2 separate regions of the Homo sapiens genome follow, and region 2 is linked to region 1. A link is an interaction called in ENCODE POLR2A ChIA-PET data of the cell type or tissue named here. Cell type or tissue: Panc1. All regions are shown on one strand.

The links. Peaks named below come from ENCODE experiments on the same cell type or tissue, not always from the same donor. Only the 100,000 strongest peaks of a DNase experiment are listed, where the experiment ranks them.
Region 2: POLR2A ChIA-PET joins it to region 1 with 6 read pairs; 2 of 35 experiments call an interaction of 5 or more read pairs at or near these places.

Annotation. Positions count from the first base shown.
Region 1 is chr1:84,730,662-84,735,661 of GRCh38, forward strand. No RefSeq gene overlaps it. Among named protein-coding and RNA genes, the nearest start is that of SSX2IP, 43 kb to the left of the region's middle. In Panc1, a CTCF peak has its summit at 3,674; no DNase peak of the experiment used is centred here.
Region 2 is chr1:85,224,782-85,229,781 of GRCh38, forward strand. LOC105378821 (a long non-coding RNA gene) reads left to right here and starts at 798. Exons shown (of 3, transcript XR_947548.3): 1 at 798-887; 2 at 3,911-4,003. RefSeq lists a silencer at 343-503. In Panc1, no CTCF peak of the experiment used is centred here; no DNase peak of the experiment used is centred here; H3K27ac peaks cover 921 bases.

The DNA of each region.
Region 1 (5,000 bases):
TTTTTTCTTTATTAGTCTAGCTGGTAGTCTATATATTTTATTAAATTTTTCAAAAAAAAAAACCTCCTAGATTTGTTGATGTTCTGAATGGTTTTTCACATCTCAATTTCCTTTAGTTCAGCTTTGATTTTGGTTATTTCTTTTCTTCTTCTAGCTTTGGGGTTGGTTTGTTCTTGTTTCTCTAGTTCCTCTAGTCCTCTCTAGTTCATCTAGTGATGTTAGGCTGTTAATTTGAGATCTTTCTAACTTTTTGATGTAGGCATTTGTGCTACAAACTTCCCTCTTAACACTGCCTTGCTGTGTCCCAGAGATTCTGGTACGTTGTATCTTTGTACTCATTAGTTTCAAAGAATTTCTTGATTCCTGCCTTCATTTCATTATTTACCCAAAAGCCATTCAGGAGCAGGTTGTTTAATTTCCATGGAATATGGTTTTGAGTTATTTTCTTAGTATCAATTTCCATTTTTATTGCACGGTGGTCTGAGAGTGTGGTTGGTGTGATTTTTTTGTTTTGTTTTGTTTTTTTAATTTGCTGAGGATTGTTTTATGTCTGATTGTGTGGTCAATTTTAGAGCATATGCCATGTACAGATATGAAGAATGTATATTCTGTTGTCTTTAGGTGGAGTGTTCTGTGGATATGTATTAGATCCATTTGGTCAAGTGTTGAGTTCAGATCCTGAATATCTTTGTTAGTTTTCTGTCTTGATGATCTGTCAGTGGGGTATTGGAGTCTCCCACTATTACCATGTGGTTATCTAAGTCTCTTTGTAGATCTCTAAGAACTTGCTTTATGAATCTGGGTGCTCCTGTGTTGGATGCATATATATTTAGGACAGTTAGTTCTTGTTGAATTGAGCCTTTTACCACTATGAAATGCTCTTGTTTGTCTTTTTTTTAATCTTTGTTAGCTTAAAGTATGCTCTGTCTAAAATTAGAATAACAACCCCTACTTTTTTCTGTTTTTCATTTTCTTGGTAAATCTTTCTCCATCCCTTTACTTCAAGCCTATCTCACTGCAAGTGAGATGGGTCTCTTAAAGACAGCATAACATTGGGTCTTGCTTCTTTATCCAACTTGCCTCTCTGTGCCTTTTATTTGGAGATATTTAGCCCATTTACATGCAAGGTTGTTATTGATATGTGTGGATTTGTTCCTGTCATATGTTGTTAGCTGGTTATTATGAAGACATGTCTGTGTGGTTGCTTTATAGTATCACTGGTCTATGTACTTAAATGTGTTTTTGTAGTGGCTGGTGTTTAGCATTCCCTTCAGGACCTCTTGTAAGGCAGGTCTAGTGGTAACACAATCTTCTAGCATTTGCTTATCTGAAAATGATCTTATTTCTCTTTTATTTATGAAGCTTAGTTTAGCTGGATATGAAATCTTTGCTGGAAATTTCTTTTTTTTTTTCTTTTTTTTTTTTTGAGACAGAGTCTCACTCTGTCACCCAGGCTGGAGTGCAGTGGCACGATCTTGGCTCACTGCAAGCTCCACCTCCCAGGTTCACACTATTCTCCTGCCTCAGCCTCCCAAGTAGCTGGGACTACAGGTGCCCAACACCATGCCTGGCTAATTTTTTTTTTATATTTTTAGTAGAGACGGGGTTTTACCATGTTAGCCAGGATGGTCTTGATCTCCTGACCTTGTGATCCGCTCATCTCGGCCTCCCAAAGTGCTGGGATTACAGGCGTGAGCCACTGTGCCCAGCTGGAAATTCTTTTTTTTAAGAATGCTGAATATTTTTCCCCAATCTCTTCTGGCTTATAAGGTTTCTGCTGAAAGATCTTCTGTTAGCCTAGTGGGGTTCCCTTTGTAGGTAACTTAATCCTCCTCTCTAGCTGCCTTTAACATTTTTCTTTCATTTGAACCATGGAGAATCTGATAACTATGTGTCTTGGGGATGGTCTTTTTGTATAGTATTTCACAGGGGTTCCCTACTAAAAAATAGGACACGCTTAAGGGTAGGGGGAAAATAAAATCAGAGGGAAGATTAGCAAACAAAATGAAACTCACATCATTTTATATGTTTGCTAGAGGTGACCACAATTTTGGCTCCAATATTTCTGTTTGTTTTTTGTTTTGGCTTTGGTTCCAATACTTCTAGTGGTCAAAGGAAAGTGAGAAACCCAATCAGTCACAGGATTCAGAATTTTCCATAAGATTAAGTAAAAGGGAACGGAAATGTTCTACAGAAGAACAGTTTTACTTGATTTTGAGTTTCCTAAAGATATGAAATGTTATGGATAATATACTTCATAATGTTCCTACTGAAATATGCACATTTATGATTTTCACACCACTGCTTATGATAGGGTATCTTAAAGTGGGCCAATTCTGTAGAAAAATATTCTACAAGGGAGCAAAATATATGTCACTCTCTAACGCTTAATCTAGGGGCAAAATTTGACTCTAGAATTGTGGTTTTTTTAATTGTACATCTTGGAAACTCTTGAATTTCAGAAGATGCTTCTAGGGCTGCCCTGGTTTTGGGAGCAGGGCTGAGCCTGAGGAATCTAGGCTGTTGTTATCATCTGTTATCCCATTAATACATTTCTAGATTCAATTTGCTAATATTTTTTGTTGAGGATTTTTTCATCTATACTTATCAGGGATTTTTTTTTTTTTGATGGAGTCTCACTCTGTTGCCCAGGCTGGAGTGCAGTGGCACAATCTCAGCTCACTGCAACCTCCACCTTCTGGGTTCAAGAGATTCTCCCACCTCAGCCTCCCAAGGAGCTGGGAGTACAGGCATGTACCACTACACCCGGCTAATTTTTGTATTTTTAGTAGAGATAGGGTTTTGCCATGTTGGCCAGGCTAGTCTCAAACTGGTGGACTCAAGTGATCTGCCCACCTCGGCCTCCCAAAGTGCTTGGATTACAGTTGGGAGCCACCACACCTGGCCTTATCAGGGATATTGGTCCATAAATGTCTTTGCTTGGAATGTCTTTGCCTGGATGATGCTGACTTTATACAATGAGTTGGGAAATATTCCTTCCTCTTGCATTTTCTGGACAAGATTGTGTGAAGTGACTATTATTTCTTCCTTAAATATTTGATAGAATGCCTCATATTTCTCCCTTTTATATCCAAGTCTCACCTGGGTAGGGTTGCCAGATAAAATAAAGAATTTTCAGTTAAAATTGAATTTTAGATAAACAACAAATAGTTTAAAATATAGTTGTCCTATGCAGTAGTTTAGATGTACTTATACTAATAAGTACATCTTGTTATTAATATTATGAATGAAATATTATTCATTGTTTATCTGAAATTAAAATTTAACGTAACCACAAGAATAAAAAGCACGTGTTCACACAAAAACTTGTACATGAGTGTTCATAGTAGTGTTATTCATAATAGCCAAAAGGTGGAAACAATCCAAATGTCTGTCAACTGAGGAATGGATAAACAAAATGCGTTCTACCCATAGTATTAGTCAGGGTTTTCCAGAGAAACAGAACCAATAGACATAAAATGTATATGCATATGCAGACTTATTATGAAGAATAATTAACTCATGTAATTAAGGAGGCTGAGAGATCCCACGATCTGCCATCTACAAGCTGGAGCCCAGGAAAGCTGGGCATACAATTCAGTCCAAGTCCAAAGGCCTGAAAACTAGGGGAGCCAATAATGTATATTTTAGTCCAAGGGCAGGAGAAGATGAGATGAGATGTTCCAGCTCAAGCAATAAGGCAGAAAAAAGGAGGAAATTCCTCCTTCCTCCACCTTTTTGTTCTATTCAGGCCTCAATGGATTAGATGATGCCCACTCACATTAGGGAGGGCCATCTCCTTTACTGAGTCCACAGACCCAAATGCTAAACTCATCTGGAAATATCCCCACAGACATACCCAGCAATATCGGGCCATCCTCTAATCTAGTCACATTGACACATAAAAATTGTCCTATGATAAAATGGAATATTATCAGCCGTAGGAAACAACGAAGTACTGATTCCTACGATAACATGAGTGAACCTTGAAAACGTTATACTAAGTGAAAGAAGCCAGACGTAAAAGGTCACGTATAGAATGATTTCATTTATATGAAATGTACAGAATAGGCAAATTCATGAAGACAGAAAATAGCTTAGTGTGGTCAGGGGCTGGAGGAAGGAGAGAATGAGGTATAGAGGGTAGGGGGTATATGGTTTCTTTTTGGGGTGATAAAGTATTTTGGAATTAGATAATAGTGATGGCCGCACAACTTTGTAAGTATACTGAAAACCACTGCATGGTACACTTTAAATGGGTGAATTTTATAGTATGTGAATTATAAATCGATTAAAAATATGTATGTAATAAAATATTTTTCTTCCTATATTATTATCTAAACCTGGGTGCATCTGATTGGTGAAAGCCATTACGTATCTCCGCATTCTAGCTGCAAAGGAGTCTGGGAAATGTTGCTGCTGGACTCCCAATGTGGAAAACTTTTGAAATGTGGAGAGACTGTATAAAATGTGTTCAGCCTGTAATCTCAGCACTTTGGGAGGCTGAGGTGGATTGCTTGAAGCCAAGAGTTCAAGACTAGCCTGGGCAACAAAGTGAGACCCCATCTCTACAAAAAACAAGCAAAAATTAGCTGGATGTGGTGGTGTGTGTCTGTAGTCCTAGCTACTGGGGAGCGTGAAGCAGGAGAATCACTTGTGCCCAGGAGTTGGAGGCTGCAGTGAGCTATTGTGGTGTCACTGCACTCCAACCTGTGCCACAGAATAAGACCTTGTCTCTGAAAATAAATAAATAAATAAAATGTGTTGAACATCCTCAAATGGTGGATATTTACTCCAGATTCTGGAGTTGAATACCTAGATTTGAATGCTGTCTCCATCACTTAGCAGTTGGAGAGCTAGAGAAGGTGATTTAACCATCTGCCTCAGTTCTCTCATGTATAAAATCTGTCAGTACAGGTACTGTAATTGTTTCCTAACCCATCTCCCTGTTTCCTTCTGTCTTCTTTCCTGCATTCTTTGTTCAACAGAGAGGCCAGAGT
Region 2 (5,000 bases), 490 kb after region 1:
AAGATCATAAATCATGGCAGGCAGAGGGGAGAAGTCATCTCAAAAGGGTAAAGTGCAATCCCCTAAGAACAGAACACTTGAGCTCAGCCTAAAGGGCATATCTTCAAATTGCACATGTTGGTTTGTTATTTTAGAACTGCTCTTGAGAGCTGGGGTTATAGGAAAGGCCTTGTTTCCATTGGCTGCTATAAATAAAATGTGAACCATTATATCATCTCTTAAGAGAGTTTTATAGAAACACCAGGCATAGCTTCAAGTATAGCAATTTATACAAGTACCTCTCTAAATATATGTCTTGGAATCGTTGCTAAACCAGGTAATAAGGGACATTACCACTTTTGCTAAGGCATATTTGTGTGACAGATTAGACCCTGTTTAGGCACCTATTTACAGGTCAAAGCCTGCAGGCCTTGAAAAGAGAAAGCAGGGAGTTCACCCCGCCTGGCCTCCAGCTCCAAGGCAGCTGTGTAATCCCACTGAACCTGTTTGGCAGCTCATGCAGTAACTGCTGCAGCTTGCAGATAAGACCCTCTTGGAAAGCCTGATAGCCCTTGTCAATAATGAAGCCTCAAGAGCAACTGGAATTTTCTAAAACATCAAAACACATTATCTGATTTGTGCTGATACCCAGTCATTACAGAGAGCCAGTTGAGTAAGATTTTTGTTAAGGAAAGATAGATGTCTTTGCTTCTTTAAAGGTGTCATATGTAAATCTCAAATCTTACCTTGATCATAAGCAACCATTGTTTGCTTACCTGTTGCATCACTGAAGCAAAATAAGTCATACTAGCCACAAAAACAAGACTAACATTGGATTTCCACAGCTCTTTCGGCAGTGGGCTGGAAAGTGCTATTAAAACATGGCTGTTTCATAATTTCCCTATTGGGTAGGTATTACAAGATCTCATTTTTTACATGATCATGAATTTTATTGCCTCTAGAAAAGCAGAACTGGTCTAGGTTAGGGGGCAAATGAGTGCCCTACCTGCAACCCATAACAAAGTGAGGCTTTTAGCCAGAGGAGGAATGAAGCTGTTTAGCACTCTGGATCCAGGGCTACGTACTAAGGCGTCTCACTCAGGGAATATGGAATGTTCCTGAAATTCTGCTGGGTCTATCCTTTTTGCTTTTCAAAAACCTGGTCACTGAAGAGAGAATATATTTATTAAATCTAGATACCAATAAACCTCTCATTGTGAAATAAAAGAAAAGTTGCTGGAATACAATACTCAAAAAGACCATGAAGATGTTTCAGTCAGAGAAAGAAGAAAAAGACTGCGTGGGTAGACAATGACAAGAGGGCTGGAATGTAGAAGCCCAGGGGAGTCAGAAAAGAGAAAAATGTGTTTATGTGTCTGGCGAAGCTGTTTGAAACAGTGCCCTATCTCTCCGTGTCTAATCAGTCACAGTTTATGCTGATAGAGCTTTCACTGCTGTCTTTTCCCTTTAATACCACTTCATAGTGTAACAGGTAGAGTTCCTTTCACAGTTATGACTTAGCTTTTCTTTTGTAAACAGCTTTTCACTTATTTAAAAGAAGTTGTACATACATATGAATGGACTCACAAGGAAATAATGAGAAACACTATAAATTCTGTGTTGAGGCTGTAGAAAGCCAAAGTGCTCTAATAATAAGTTTGTTATAGTATAGTTGATAACCGAAAAGTTCAATCAGATTTAAAGAAGCAGAGTGAGGGAATAAACCATGAAATAGCAGGTCTCAGAATATGAGGTTGTGGGCCATTGAAGAAAAAAAATTAAAGGAATTCATAAAAAGTATTAAAAGAAAATAAACCTTTTAACAAATTTTGTTCTTTTGAATCACAGTGAAAAGTTTCTCTCTCAATAACAAAATCTTAGTCAGACGTAACTGACTAAGTTTGCTACGTTTTATTACCTAAGGTAGCAAACTGGAAAGAAACACTTAAAAGTACTTAAATATTTTTATTGTTTTAAATCAAGTTTAAATAAAGGAAGAGACGATTCAATATTGCCTAAGTATTTTCATGACATTTCAAGTTTCTTCCTAAATTAATATCTAATTTAACAAGAAGTTTATTGAGGATTTTCATTCACTTATTTATTTCCCCAATAATGAAAACGGCTTTATGCTTTTCTGACTATATAAGTAATGAATTTTGAAAAAATTCAAAAACAAGTTATAGACAGAAAGAAAGTAAAAATGTCCTGAAACCTCATCACCCTGTGATAACCACGTTAACATTTTGGCACCTGTCCTTTCACACATCACACATCTCCGTATACACATTTATATAAAGAGAGTAACATGCATGCTATTCTTATTATGGCCCTTAATTTTTAAAATATTGCTTGGTTGGTTGTTTTCTTCATCTTTGGGAATCAATATCAAAATATGGTATACATATGTTCTTTTCCTTCCCCATGCTTATGAAATCAGATACATATATACCCTGTGTGTCTGTGGGTAATAGGCATTCTATGCATTTTGCCTCTCTCATCTAAACTGTCATGGATTCCCCTCCAAAAACCCTGGATAGTTCTAAATCATTCTTTTTAATAGCTGCATAATTTTTCTATTGTATGCATGAAGCATAATTTATTTAATCGTTTTTCTACCTAACACTTAATTTTTAACTTTTTTTATCCCAGTGGCACACCAGGATGCAGTAAATATCTTTCTGTGTGTAGCTTTTCATACTAATGCTTTTACGTAAGTAGGAAAATTCTTCCTACGAATAGATTGCTGAGAAAAAGAGTATATATCTTTTTAATTTTAATTTCGCTTTCCAAAATACTATAACAATTCACATTTCTATTAGCAATGTGTGAAAATAGCCTTTTCCACATATTCCTGAAAGCAGTAGCTGTTATCCCTTTTTCATTTTTGCCAATATGATGTCTGTAGAGAGAAAGCTCACTTGTTTCTTCAATTTGCAGTTCCCTGACTCCCCGTGAGATTAATCGTTTTGGCATCTTTTTCTATGTTTAGAGGCCATCTTGGATTTGCTCTTACGTGAATTGCCTGTTTACGTCCTTTGACTGTTTTTTTAATTATGTGACCTTCTTAGCCTTTTGTGCAGTAAAACTCTTAACCTTTTATTTTTCACATGCACTGGAAATATTTTTCCTAATTTATTATTTGTCTTTTTAATTTGTCTGTGGTATTTTTTTCCACACTATAATATTTCTTATATTTGAGTAGTTCTCTCCTTTTACTTTTACAGCTTCTGGGTTTCCTGCTAAAAAATCCCTCCAACATCGGCTGGGCGCGGTGGCTCACGCCTGTAATCCCAGCTACTCAGGAGGCTGAGGCAGGAGAATCACTTGAACCTGGGAGGTGGAGGTTGCAGTGAGCCGAGATAGCACCATTGCACTCCAGCTGGGTGACAAGAGTGAAACTCCATCTAAAAAATAAAATCCCTCCAACATCTAGGGCAAAATTTCTTTTTTATATTTTCTTATATTGACAAATAAAAATGGTGTATATTTATCACATATGACATGATGTTTTGAAATATGTATACATTGTGGAATGGCTCAATTGAGCTAATTGACATATACATTATCTCACATATTTTTTATTTTTTGTGGTCAGAATATTTAAAATCTACTGTCTTAGTGATTCTCAAGAAAATAATGCAGTTATTTACTATAGTCACCATATTGTACAATAGATTTATTGAACGTATTCCTCCTATCTAACTGAAATTTTATAGGGCTAAATTTTCATCATTACCTTTTTTTTTTTTTTTTTTTTTTAAGAGACAGAGTCTCATTCTGCCACCCAGGAGTGCAGTGGTGTGATTGTAGCTCACTGTAGACTCGAGCTCCTGGGCTCAAGTAATCTTCTCATCTCAGCCTCCTGCGTAGCTGGGACTATAGTTATGCACCACCACACCCAGCTAATTTTTAAATTGTATTTTTGTAGAAATGCGGTCTCACTACGTTGCCCAGGCTGGTCTTGAATTCCTGGTCTCAAGCAGTCCTCCCACCTAAGCCTCCCAAAGTGCTGGGATTACAGGTATGAGCCACCACACCTGGCCCCATTGTTACATTTTTAACATTTATAACTCAAGTCCATCTGAAATTTGTTTATATAGTATAAGGTAAGAGTCTCACTTTTTAGTCTAACCTATAGAGAGAGGCATTTATCAGCTAAATATGTGAAGCAAATCATTCTTAACCACTGAATCGAAGTATAACATTTTGCATTTACTAAGTTACCGTATGTCCTGGGACCAGGGGTACATCCAAAATATAAACAATTAAAACAGTATGGGCACAGACCAGTCAGAACAGATGCTGTCTGTAAACCACTGCAACAGGGATATAGTGCAAACCAAGAGGATAGCAGTCCTGCCTTGAATCTATTTCTGGGTTCTCTATTCTGTTTCAATGACATACTTGTCTATTCCTATGCCAGGATCATATTGTTCTAATTTCAGTCACCTTTGAAGTATTTTAACATTTGAGCAAGCATGTCCCACACATTATTTTATTTCATAATTTCTCTGGCTGTTCTTGGACATTTATTTGTACACATGAATTATAAGTTATGTTTATCCAGCTCCCAAAAATAAACTATTCTTGTGTAAATAAACTGTGATAAAGTTATATCAGTTTTGGAAGATGTTACAGAAACTACAATTTCTCTTTTACTATTCTCCTCTTCTTCCTTCCCAGTAAATGTTTCGGCCAGTTGCAGTGGCTCATGCCTGTAATCTCAACACTTTGAGAGACTGAGGCAGGAAGATCACTTGAGGCCAGGAGTTTGAGACCAGACTGGGTAACATAGTGAGTTCCCATCTCGACAAAAGATTTCAAAAATAGCTGGGCATGGTGGTGCATGCCTCTAGTACAAGCTTTTCAAGAGGCCGAGGCAGAAAGATTGCTTGAGCCCAGGAGTTCAAGGCTGCAATGAGTTATAATTGCACCACTGAACTCCAGCCTGGATGACAGAGTGAGATCCTGTCACTTAAAAAAAAAAAAAAAATTTCGGCTGGGCACGTAGTCCACTA